Linked DNA regions of Homo sapiens: region 1 is linked to region 2. Evidence: chromatin contacts called from ENCODE Hi-C data. All regions are on one chromosome and are shown on one strand. The core of a region is the stretch at or near the end of the contact, and the rest is flanking DNA. Distances in the headings are between cores, read along the strand shown.

What was found. Hi-C counts contacts between places; a loop is a spot of excess contacts on that map. Pooled maps may share reads with other maps.
Region 1: a loop to region 2 is called in a pooled map, with 13 times the contacts of the local background. The contact joins the promoter of RPS25 here to the promoter of PAFAH1B2 in region 2. A Hi-C loop is called at or near these places in 4 of 50 pooled maps.

What each region holds. Positions count from the first base shown.
Region 1 is chr11:119,014,493-119,019,711 of GRCh38, forward strand. RPS25 (ribosomal protein S25) reads right to left here and starts at 3,851. Exons shown (of 5, transcript NM_001028.3): 1 at 3,790-3,851; 2 at 3,466-3,561; 3 at 2,870-3,053; 4 at 1,349-1,447; 5 at 1,225-1,266. The coding sequence starts at 3,792. The coding sequence ends at 1,353. TRAPPC4 (trafficking protein particle complex subunit 4) reads left to right here and starts at 4,274. Exons shown (of 5, transcript NM_016146.6): 1 at 4,274-4,478; 2 at 4,651-4,825. The coding sequence starts at 4,304. CENATAC (centrosomal AT-AC splicing factor) reads left to right here. Exons shown (of 11, transcript NM_198489.3): 9 at 502-591; 10 at 815-947; 11 at 1,046-1,301. The coding sequence ends at 1,106. RefSeq lists enhancers at 3,573-3,642, 3,663-3,892, 4,147-4,845 and a silencer at 4,133-4,252.
Region 2 is chr11:117,142,018-117,147,214 of GRCh38, forward strand. PAFAH1B2 (platelet activating factor acetylhydrolase 1b catalytic subunit 2) reads left to right here and starts at 2,270. Exons shown (of 6, transcript NM_002572.4): 1 at 2,270-2,401. RefSeq lists a silencer at 2,480-2,799 and an enhancer at 3,350-3,529.

The sequences.
Region 1 (5,219 bases), core at 2,601-5,100, 1.9 Mb after region 2:
TGTTTGAACCGAGACCTGGGAGGCGGAGGTTGCAGTGAGCTGAGATTGTGTCCAGCCTGGGCTAGAGCGAGACTCCTCTCAAAAAAACAAAAGGCCAGACCCCACCTCAATGTCCACACACAGAAAATCCTAAAAAATACAAACCAATAAAGCAACTGAAAGATCACCGATTGCCTGGACATGAAAATATTTTAATGGGGGCAGTGATACTTACAGGGGGATGTTTGGGGTCTAGATTGTAATGGCTTCGCTCAAAAGTCACCAAATTTAAGTGTGTATCGTTTATGTCAGTTGTGCCTCAAAGCCATTTTAAAATGACTGTCACATATGGGGTATGTCGCTTTAAATTAGCCTAGGGCCTTCTAAAGCTCCAGAATTCCTGGGCTTTGCTTTTAGACATTTCTAGCTCTTAATGAGGAGAGGTAAGCTAACAGCTAGGACATGTTTCACAATAGCCTGAAGACTTAAAAAAAAAAAAAAAAGCCTTAATTTTTTTTTCAGGTGCCACACCTCCCTGGATGATCCAAGATGAAGAATACATTGCTGGGAACCAAGAAATAGGACCATCCTATGAAGAATTTCTTAAAGAAAGTAAGTAAACTAATTCAAGAGAGGATCGTCTAAATCTTCACACTCAAAAATGGTTTCCTTGCCTGTGTGTGGTGGCTCATGGCTATAATCCTAGCATTTTGGGAGGCTGAGGTGGGAGGGTCACTTGAGCCCAGAAGTTTGAAAACAGCCTGGACAACATAGTGAGACCCCATCTCTATATTCTTCAATAAAGAAAAATAAAAGTTTCCCTATCATTGTACAGAGGAAAAACAGAAGTTGAAAAAACTCCCCCCAGACCGAGTTGGGGCCAACTTTGATCACAGCTCCAGGACCAGTGCAGGCTGGCTGCCCTCTTTTGGCCGCGTCTGGAATAATGGACGCCGCTGGCAGTCCAGGTATGTGTGTTCAGTGCCGGGTCTCCAACCTACCCATCCAACCTCCTTTTTGGAGATGTCACCCTTCATCATCGTGTTAACCCTTTATTTCCTTTCAGACATCAATTCAAAACTGAAGCTGCAGCAATGAAGAAGCAGTCACATACAGAAAAAAGCTAATCATGCTCTCTACCAACTACCATGAGGCTAAAAGCAAAGTCAACAAACCCCTATTATACCTTCCACCAAATTCTTTATCATTGTCTTTCTTAGGAAACAGACATACTCATTCATTTGATTTAATAAAGTTTTATTTTTCCAAATGTACAGCTGGTTGGACCTGTAAAAAAAAATTAAAAGAATCAGAACCATAAAGCTTTGTATCTACCTCCTACACCATGAGCCCACACATTCCTACTCACCTATTCATGCATCTTCACCAGCAGCTGGAGCATCTCCACCCTTGGTATTTCTGGTGTAAATTACTTGAGCTCTGTGCTTTGAAACCAGTTTGATAAGTCCTAGGGGGAGAGAATAGCACGATGAGATGCTTAACAGATGCTACAATAGAAACTAGTAAGGTTTTTGGCTGGGCGCGGTGGCTCATGCTTATAATCCCACTGCTTTGGGAGGTGGAGACGGGCAGATAGCTTGAGGTAAGGAGTTGCACACCAGCCTGGCCAACAAGGTGAAACCCCATCTCTACCAAAAATACAAAAATTAGCTGGGCATGGTGGCACATGCTTGTAATTCCAGCTACTTGGGAAGCTGAGGTGAGGACCACCTGAACCCAGGAATTGGTGGTTGCATTGAGCCAAGACTGCCCCTCCGCACTCCAACCTGGGCAACAGAATGAGACTCTAGTAAGGTTTGTTTTGGCCGGGTGCAGAGGCTCATGCCTGTAATCCCAGCACTTTGGACAGGTGGATCTCTTGAGCCCAGGAGACCAGCCTGGGCAACATGGCAAAACCGCATCTCTATTTAAAGAAAAGGAAAACAAAAAGACAGAGTTCTCTCAGAGGTGCCCAGAATGGTCTTAAAACTCCTTGGCTCAAATGATCCTCCTGCTTTGGCCTCCCAAGTAGCTAGAAATACAAGGGTACCACTGCACCTGGCTCCAGAATTGCTTAATCTGACGTTCGGTAACCGAGAATCCTAGTTTTTAACGATCATCTATCCTTACTTTTCCTTTAAATTAGGGCTCCATTATCTTCCACCCCCCCCCCCTTTCTGAGACAGTCTTTTGCTGTCACTAAGGCTGGAGTGCAGTGGTGTCATCTCGGCTCACTGCCACCTCCATCTCCTGGGTTCAAGGGATCCTCATGCCTCAGCATCCTGAGTAGCTGGGATTACAGACGTGTGCCCCCACGTCCAGCTAACTTTCAGTAGAGCAGGTTTTCACCATATTGGCCAGGCTGGTCTTTAACTCCTGACCTCCGTTGATTCACCCGCCTTGGCCTCCCAAAGTGCTAGAATTATAGACGTTCAGTCACTATAGTTAGCTGAGCCTTATTATTGTGGAATTATGGTAATCAGACCATACTACTGAGTAGACCGTACTAAATTTCTGGTTTTAAAATTTAATACATCAACAAAATATTTACCATAAAGGTTTTAAACATTTTCAAAGTTGTTTCAAAATAGTAATCTAATTATTTCAAAAACGGTTGTCCCTGTAATTCTATGCATCCATTTACTCGAAACATAAAAGATCCTTGGGCTTCACTAAACTGCCACAGGGTCCACGGCACAAAAGTGGCTAAGAACCCTGAGAATTCATCTCAGGATCAGGAGTAAGACGTCAGAATTACATTACTAACAGCCAATGGTCAAGCCACGCTTTTTTTTTTTAATTCTGCTTTTCCAGCAAAACCACTGAAGATGCTTAACATGGTCAAGACAATTTAACCTACAAAAACACACATGTAGGATACACCCCTCACCTTTACTAAGGAGCTCCTGAAGGGCTGCCCTGGCCAGGGAGCCTCGAATCTTCAGTCTCTCAGAGACCACAGCTGGGGTTATAAGTTTATAGTTGGGAACTTCCTTACAGAGTTTATCATAGGTAGCTTTGTCAAACAAGACTAAGTTATTGAGCTTGTCCCGAACTTTGCCTTTGGACCACTTCTGCTCACCAAAACAAAACAGAAACAAGTTAGTATTTCTGGCAGAAGCACCCTTTCCCTCTCGAGTAATCTGCGTCAGAGAAATCTGTTCCACCGTTATCAAGGATAAATTACACATTACTAAAACAAAAACAAAAAAAAAACACCGACACGTTTTTGGCCTTCAAACAGGGGCCGAGCCCCACTAGATCAGTTAAAAATAACACAGCAGGCACAGCGGCAGACACTTCGCACAACAGACCCATTTTCATGATCCTAATGGGAAAAAGAACGAGTGGTGACGGGAAGATAAACTCTCACATTTTGACTCTAGAAATCTACACCTGAAAAACCACTTACTATACAAGTTACCTATTACTAGAGGATTACGAGAGAGTTACCCCTAGTCTCTTTCAGAGAGGTCTTATTTCTACCTTCTTTTTGGCCTTGCCCCCGGATTTGTTCACTGGGTCTTTGTCTTTCTTGGCCGACTTTCCAGCGTCCTTCTTCTTCTTGTCGTCCTTAGGCGGCTGTAGGAGGGCAGCGGGAATGCAACCAGGTCCTCAAATAGCGCCAAAGTCCCCTAATACTGCGCCCTCAGCCCCCGCAAACTCCACCACCAGAGCACATGGGCCAAGCAATAACCGCGCCCGCCCTGCAACCGAGGCCGGCAGGCCAAGGAGCGCTCCCGCCGAAGGCTCTCCCCACTGAGTCCTCAAACCCAAGAACGCCGGCGACTTCACACCCCTGAAGCTTACCATTGCGAAGCTCGGAGAATAGCAGCAGACACCGCAGCCTCGTCAAGATGTCGGACAAAAAGGAAGCGCTGCTCAGAAACGGGCCCAAAAACCACCGTCCGCTGTGAGTACTTCCGGGGCAAAAGGCGGAGCCAGGCAGAAGAAGTCCCACGGCGAAGCGCTCGCCCTCTAGCCTGAGGCGGAAGACAGGAAGTGGATTCTAGTTCCCAAGCCGCACCGCCTAAATACTGCCGGAGTCTGCGCTAGTTGTGACGCATACTATAGCGCTGTTTTCCTGCACTGATAAACGAAAAGCAATCCACCAGGTCTCGGCAGCTAACTTTCCGGCACTACTTATGCCCGAGCGTGTCGCTCCCAGTGCGCAAGTGCAGCAGGTGGCTGCACGGGGGGCGCGGGAGGAGGAGGAGGAGGAGGAGGAGGCTGGGGTGGGGCCGGCGGCAAGTGCTGTGATGCGGTTCCGGGGAGGGGCCGTCGGGTAGAGGCTGAATACCAGTTTCCGAGCGGCAAGGCAGCGATGGCGATTTTTAGTGTGTATGTGGTGAACAAAGCTGGCGGCTTGATTTACCAGTTGGACAGCTACGCGCCACGGGCTGAGGCTGAGAAAACTTTCAGTTATCCGCTGGATCTGCTGCTCAAGCTACACGATGAGCGTGTGTTGGTTGCTTTCGGCCAGCGGGACGGCATCCGAGGTGGGCTAGGCTCGGGCCCGTGGCGGGTGCGGGGGTGGGAGGGCCCCAGTGCTGTAGAAGTGGGCTGGTTGTAGGTGCGGGGTTGGGGGAAAAGGGGTTGTGTCGGGTCCCTTGTCCCCTCGGCGGAATCCCCGGGCTGCACCTTCGCTGACCGTTAGCTTCACCTCTGCAGTGGGTCATGCAGTGCTGGCCATCAATGGCATGGACGTGAATGGCAGGTACACGGCCGACGGGAAAGAGGTGCTGGAGTATCTGGGTAACCCTGCTAATTACCCGGTGTCCATTCGATTTGGCCGGCCCCGCCTCACTTCTAATGAGAAGCTTATGCTGGCCTCCATGTTCCACTCGTAAGTCCCCCGTCTCCTGAACGGCAGCGCTTGTAATTTGTCTACCTTTTCTTAAATCGTCGTTCTGGTGTTATGAAAAACGCAACCGATCCAGATCTAGATTTTAGGTAATAACGGCAGTGGTGTCATCTTTTTTTGCTGGGTGGGGAGGGGCCGCGGAGTTACCCAGGCTGGAGCGCAGTGGCGGGATCTCGGCTCACTGCAGCCTCTGCCTCCCAGGTTCAAGCGATTCTCCTGCCTCAGCCTCCCGAGTAGCTGGGATTACAGGCGCGTGCCACCACGACCAGCTAATTTTTGTATTTTTAGTAGAGAGGGGTTTTGCCATGTTGGCCAGGCTGGTCTCAAACTCCTGACCTCAGGTGATCCACCTGCCTCGGCTTCCCAAAGTGCTGGG
Region 2 (5,197 bases), core at 1,020-3,519:
CCACGCTACCTGACTTCAAACTATACTACAAGGCTACAGTAACCAAAACGGCATGGTACTAGCACCAAAACAGATATATAGACCAACAGAACAGAACAGAGGCCTCAGAAATAACACCACACATCTACAACCATCTGCTCTTTGACAAATTGACAAAAACAAGAAATGGGGAAAGGATTCCCTATTTAATAAATGGTGCCAGGAAAACTGGCTAGCCATATGTAGAAAGCTGAAACTGGATCCCTTCCTTACACCTTATACAAAAATTAATTCAAGATGGAGTAAAGACTTAAATGTTAGACCTAAAACCATAAAAACCCTAGAAGAAAACATAGGCAATACCATTCAGGACATAGGCATGGGCAAAGACTTCCTGACTAAAACACCACAAGCAATGGCAACAAAAGCCAGAATAGACAAATGGGATATAATTAAACTAAAGAGCTTCTGCATGGCAAAAGAAACTACCATCAGAGCGAACAGGCAACCTACAGAATGGGAGAAAATTTTTGCAATCTACCCATCTGACAAAGGGCTAATATCCAGAATCTACAAAGAACTTAAACAAATTTACAAGAAAAAAAACAAACAACCCCATCAAAAAGTGGGCAAAGGATATGAACAGACACTTCTCAAAAGAAGACATTTATGCAACCAACAGACACATGAAAAAATGCTCATCATCACTGGTCATCAGAGAAATGCAAATCAAAACCACAATGAGATACCATCTCATGCCAGTTAGAATGGCGATCATTAAAAAGTCAGGAAACAACAGATGCTGGAGAGGATGTGGAGAAAGAGGAACACTTTTACACTGTTGGAGGGAGTGTAAATTAATTCAACCATTGTGAAAGACAGTGTGGCGATTCCTCAAGGATCTAGAACTAGAAATACCATTTGACCCAGCCATCCCATTACTGGGTATATACCCAAAGGATTATAAATCATGCTGCTATAAAGATACATGCACACGTATGTTTATTGTGGCACTATTCACAATAGCAAAGACTTGGAACCAACCCAAATGTCCATCAATGATAGACTGGATTAAGAAAATGTGGCACATATACACCACGAAATACTATGCAGCTGTAAAAAGGATGAGTTCATATCCTTTGCAGGGACATGGACGAAACTGGAAACCATCATTCTCAGCAAACTATCACAAGGACAGAAAACCAAACACCGCATGTTCTCATAGGTGGGAATTGAACACTGAGAACACTTGGACAAAGGGCGGGGAACATCACACACGGGGGCCTGTCGGGGACTGCGGGGCTGGGGGAGGGATAGCATTAGGAGAAATACGGAATGTAAATGACGAGTTGATGGGTGCAGCAAACCAACATGGCACACGTATACCTATGTAACAAACCTGCACGTTGTGCACATGTACCCTAGAACTTGAATAAAAAAAAAAAAAAAAAAGAAAAATTACTTGACATATCTTGACATTTTAGGCTCCCAGGATTTTACAGTATTCTTAACAGGTTTTGTCAGCAAAATCAACCCCCACCCCCGCATCAGTTTAAGAGCCCTGGAAGGCTCTGCCTATTCACCAGCATAGAGCTGAGATCCTTAAAGGGCCAGTTCAGGGCACTGCTCCAGCAACCGTTGCGCTGCTATAAGCTTGAGCACATCTCTTGCCCCTCCTCTCTACTTTTATAGATCCTGCATTTATTTAGCATATAATCTTTTCAATATTGACTTTGTATATGTATGTCTTCCCCTAAACTGGATGTATCTTTTAAGGAAAAGCCTGGGGTTCGTCATCCCCCTATGTATCACCTTTACAGGCGGTCACCCAAAATCTCCACATTCATCATAGAAACAGAAATTCCACTAATAAATGTCAGGTACTGCCTCCTTAACCTTGGTCCGCTATTTCCCTCCCACTTTCAGCAGTCTGGTTTATTCCATGGGTGGAAGAGGAAGCCAAGTTGGCTGAGTGTGAAGGGAATGGCGTCAGTGTGACTTCACGCCACATCGTCCCGAATGCCAGCTCCACACTGCGGTGGCACGAACGCAGGATTGAGAGATGCAGCTGGAGTAAAGAGAGAAGCCCATGTCCCTCAGACGCCACACAAAATGGGGGTAACCGCGAGAACAAAGCAGGGTACCCAACGGGGTGTGGCGGGACACCTGGGCGCACGCCGCCAGCGCCCGGGAGAGCGAAGGCGGGGAGAGAGGAACCACGCTGAGGCGTGGCAGGATGGGGGCGGGACTTCCGGAAGCCATTTGGCTGAGTGGCAGGGGAACCGGAAGTGGAGGAGCTGCTGCTGGTGCTGGGGCCGGAGGAGGGACGCGCCGGAGCGGGACCGACGGGACCGAGCGAGCGACCGACGCGCCACCCGCCGACGCCTCAGCCGCTTGGGGCCCGCACGGACCCTCTACTTCAGTGAGTGCATCCAGGGTCGCAGGGAACCGGTGGCTTAGAGGCGGGGGTCGGAAGGGGCTGCGAGGTGTTATTGTGAGAGGCCCGCGACCTCCCCTCCCCCACCCTTGCGGCCCCTCCCCCCACGCCGCCCCATCCACTTGGGGGGGGCCTCGCGAGCGCGCGCCTTCTCTGCGGGCCCAGCGTCGGCTTCCCAGCAGCCGGCGCAGCTAGTTTTCGCTCTGAGAGCCCTTTCCCGATATTCCATACCGAAAGCTGGCGTTTCTCCTCAGCCGCCGGCCGGCGCCTCCACGGCCTTTCCCAGGAGGGTAGCGCGGCGGGCGCCCCGCCCCGCCCTGCCCTGCCCTGCCCTGCCGGGCCCACCCGCGGTAGGCCTTGCGCACCCCAGCTCGCCCCGGCTGGGCGCTGCAGCTCCTGCCCGGGTCTCCGCTGCTGCCTTTTCCCTTTATCACAGGGGTCTAACTTCTCACTCTTCTCTCCCCTCGCGTCTGGTCGGAGGCCAAAACCAGTTACTCCGTTGTGTTTTTACCGAGCACTTTTCCCTCCTCCTTTTGTTGAAAAATTTCAACTCTTTAGAAACTTCTCCGTTGCCTCTTAGGATGTGTTTATTCAAAAGTTGCATAGACCGTCACCACTCGGAAGGGATTATTTCTTGGAAGGCTTTCCAGCCCCCATCTCATCTTAGACATGAATGTGCTCGGAGCGGCTGGTGACCTGCCCAAGGTCAGCCAGCTAGATAAACCTGTCAGCGGAGAGGTTTGGGGGGATGTTTTTTTCCTGGCTCACCGTCCGTTTGCCAGATCCGTGCCTTCTGGTCTACAGGTTTGATTGACCCGTTGCGTGGTGACTCATGCTTCTGCTTTTCATAGCTCGCAGGCCAGCGTTGCTTTTCAGAATTTATACACAAACAAGAACTAACACTCGGAGCTTTCGCCTCTTTGTAGAGCTTACCCGTAGAGAAAGGAAAGACCACCCGGATCCACCCTAGGACCTCATTTTGTACAGCTTGAAATTATGGGAAGGGGTTGGGCCGGGGGTAAAGGTGTGGAGAAAGTGGAAGGAGAAAGTGCTTAATTAAGATTGTCTTTGCCTTGGATGTGCCTTGTGTCTTTGGCTTCTTCTGGGCACATTGTTCTGACATAAAGGTTGCCTCCTTGTGGGGGAGAAGGGGAGGATTAGTTTGTTGGCTTGGGCATTTGATCATAAATTATGGAGGTGCTGGACCGGAGGAACCACCCACCAGCCCACGGAGGCTACCGGGCATTCAGGATAAGGGCCGCCTTCTTCTTCAGAATAACCATACCCACTCCCTCTGAAACAAAGTGGAGAGTCTTAGGTCTGAGTGGAAACTCTAAATCTTTTAATTCTTGGTTCAACTTTCTTCATCTGTTTTCCTGGTTCAGACTAAAACATCTAACTCAGCTGGAGAAGTTATAACGCTTTGTTGTTGGACGTGGTTTCTCATTAAATACATTGCACTATGCTGGTATAAGCACTTGGAAATTCTAGTGCTGTATTGTCATAGTAAGTAGAGAATATAGAAAAGGCAGGAAAATCGTGCAAGTCGGTTACTCCTCGTCTTCCCAGAGAACTCACTTTAATGGACAACAAAGCTTCCCCTGGAGTACAGTCTGTTGTGGCAAATTAACAAAACTTGTTCTTCAGACCTTTTATTTGCATTCTGCTTGGTCTTTCTTTCTTTTTTTTTTTTTTTTTTTGTGTGTGTGACGGAGTCTCAGTCTGTCGCCCAGGCTGGAGTGCAGTGGCGCGATCTCTACTCACTACAACCTCTGCCTCCCGGTTCAAGCTTATAGGCATGTGCCACCACACCCAGCTAATTTTGTATTTTTTTTTTTTAGTAGAGACGGGGTTTCGCCACGTTGGCCAGGCAGGTCTTGAACTCCCGACCTCAAGTGATCCACCCGCCTCGGCCTCCCAAAGTGCTGGGATAACAGGCGCAGGAAACCCAAAGTCACTCAGAAGTTTGCGTCTTACCACTGGGTAGCTCTTAGTTCGTTCTTATTTTATGTGTCCATAAGAGCAGATAATTCTTCGTTTCAATTGGAAAGAATACAACAGCTGGAGCCTGAGCAACATGGCAAGACCTCGTCTCTACGAAATTTAAAAATTAGCCATGTGTGGTGGCGTGGGCCTGCAGTACCAGTTACTCTGGAAGGAAGAAATGGGAGGATCACTTGAGCCCAGGAGATCAAGGCTGCAGTGAGCTGTGTTACGCCACTTCACTCCAGCTAACGACTGACTGAGACCCTGTCGGGGTAAAAAACAAAAAACAAAACACAGCCGGCTGGGTGCTGTGACTCATTCCTGTAATTCCAGCACTTTGGGAGGCCAAGGCAGCAGGATCACTTGAGCCTAGGAGTTCAAGATCAGCCTGAACAATATGGTGAGATCCCCATCTATTGGAAAAAAAAAAAAAAAAGGTCAGGCAGCTATTCGGGAGGATCGCTTGAGTGCAGGAGGCGGAAACTGCAGTGAGCCATGATTTCTCCACTGTGCTTCAGTCTGGGCATCAGAGTGAAGCCCTATCTCAAAAAAAACAAAAAAAAAGCCGGCCGGGCGTGGTGGCTCACGCCTGTAATCCCAGCACTTTGGGAAGCCAAGGTGGGCGGATCACCTGATGTCAGGAGTTCGAGACCACCCTGACCAATATGATGAAACCCCGTCTTCACTAAAAATACAAAAATTAGCTGGGCATGGTGGCAGGCACCTGTAATCCCAGTACTCGGGATGCTGAGACGGGAGAATTGCTTGAACCCGAGAGGCGGAGGTTGCAGTGAG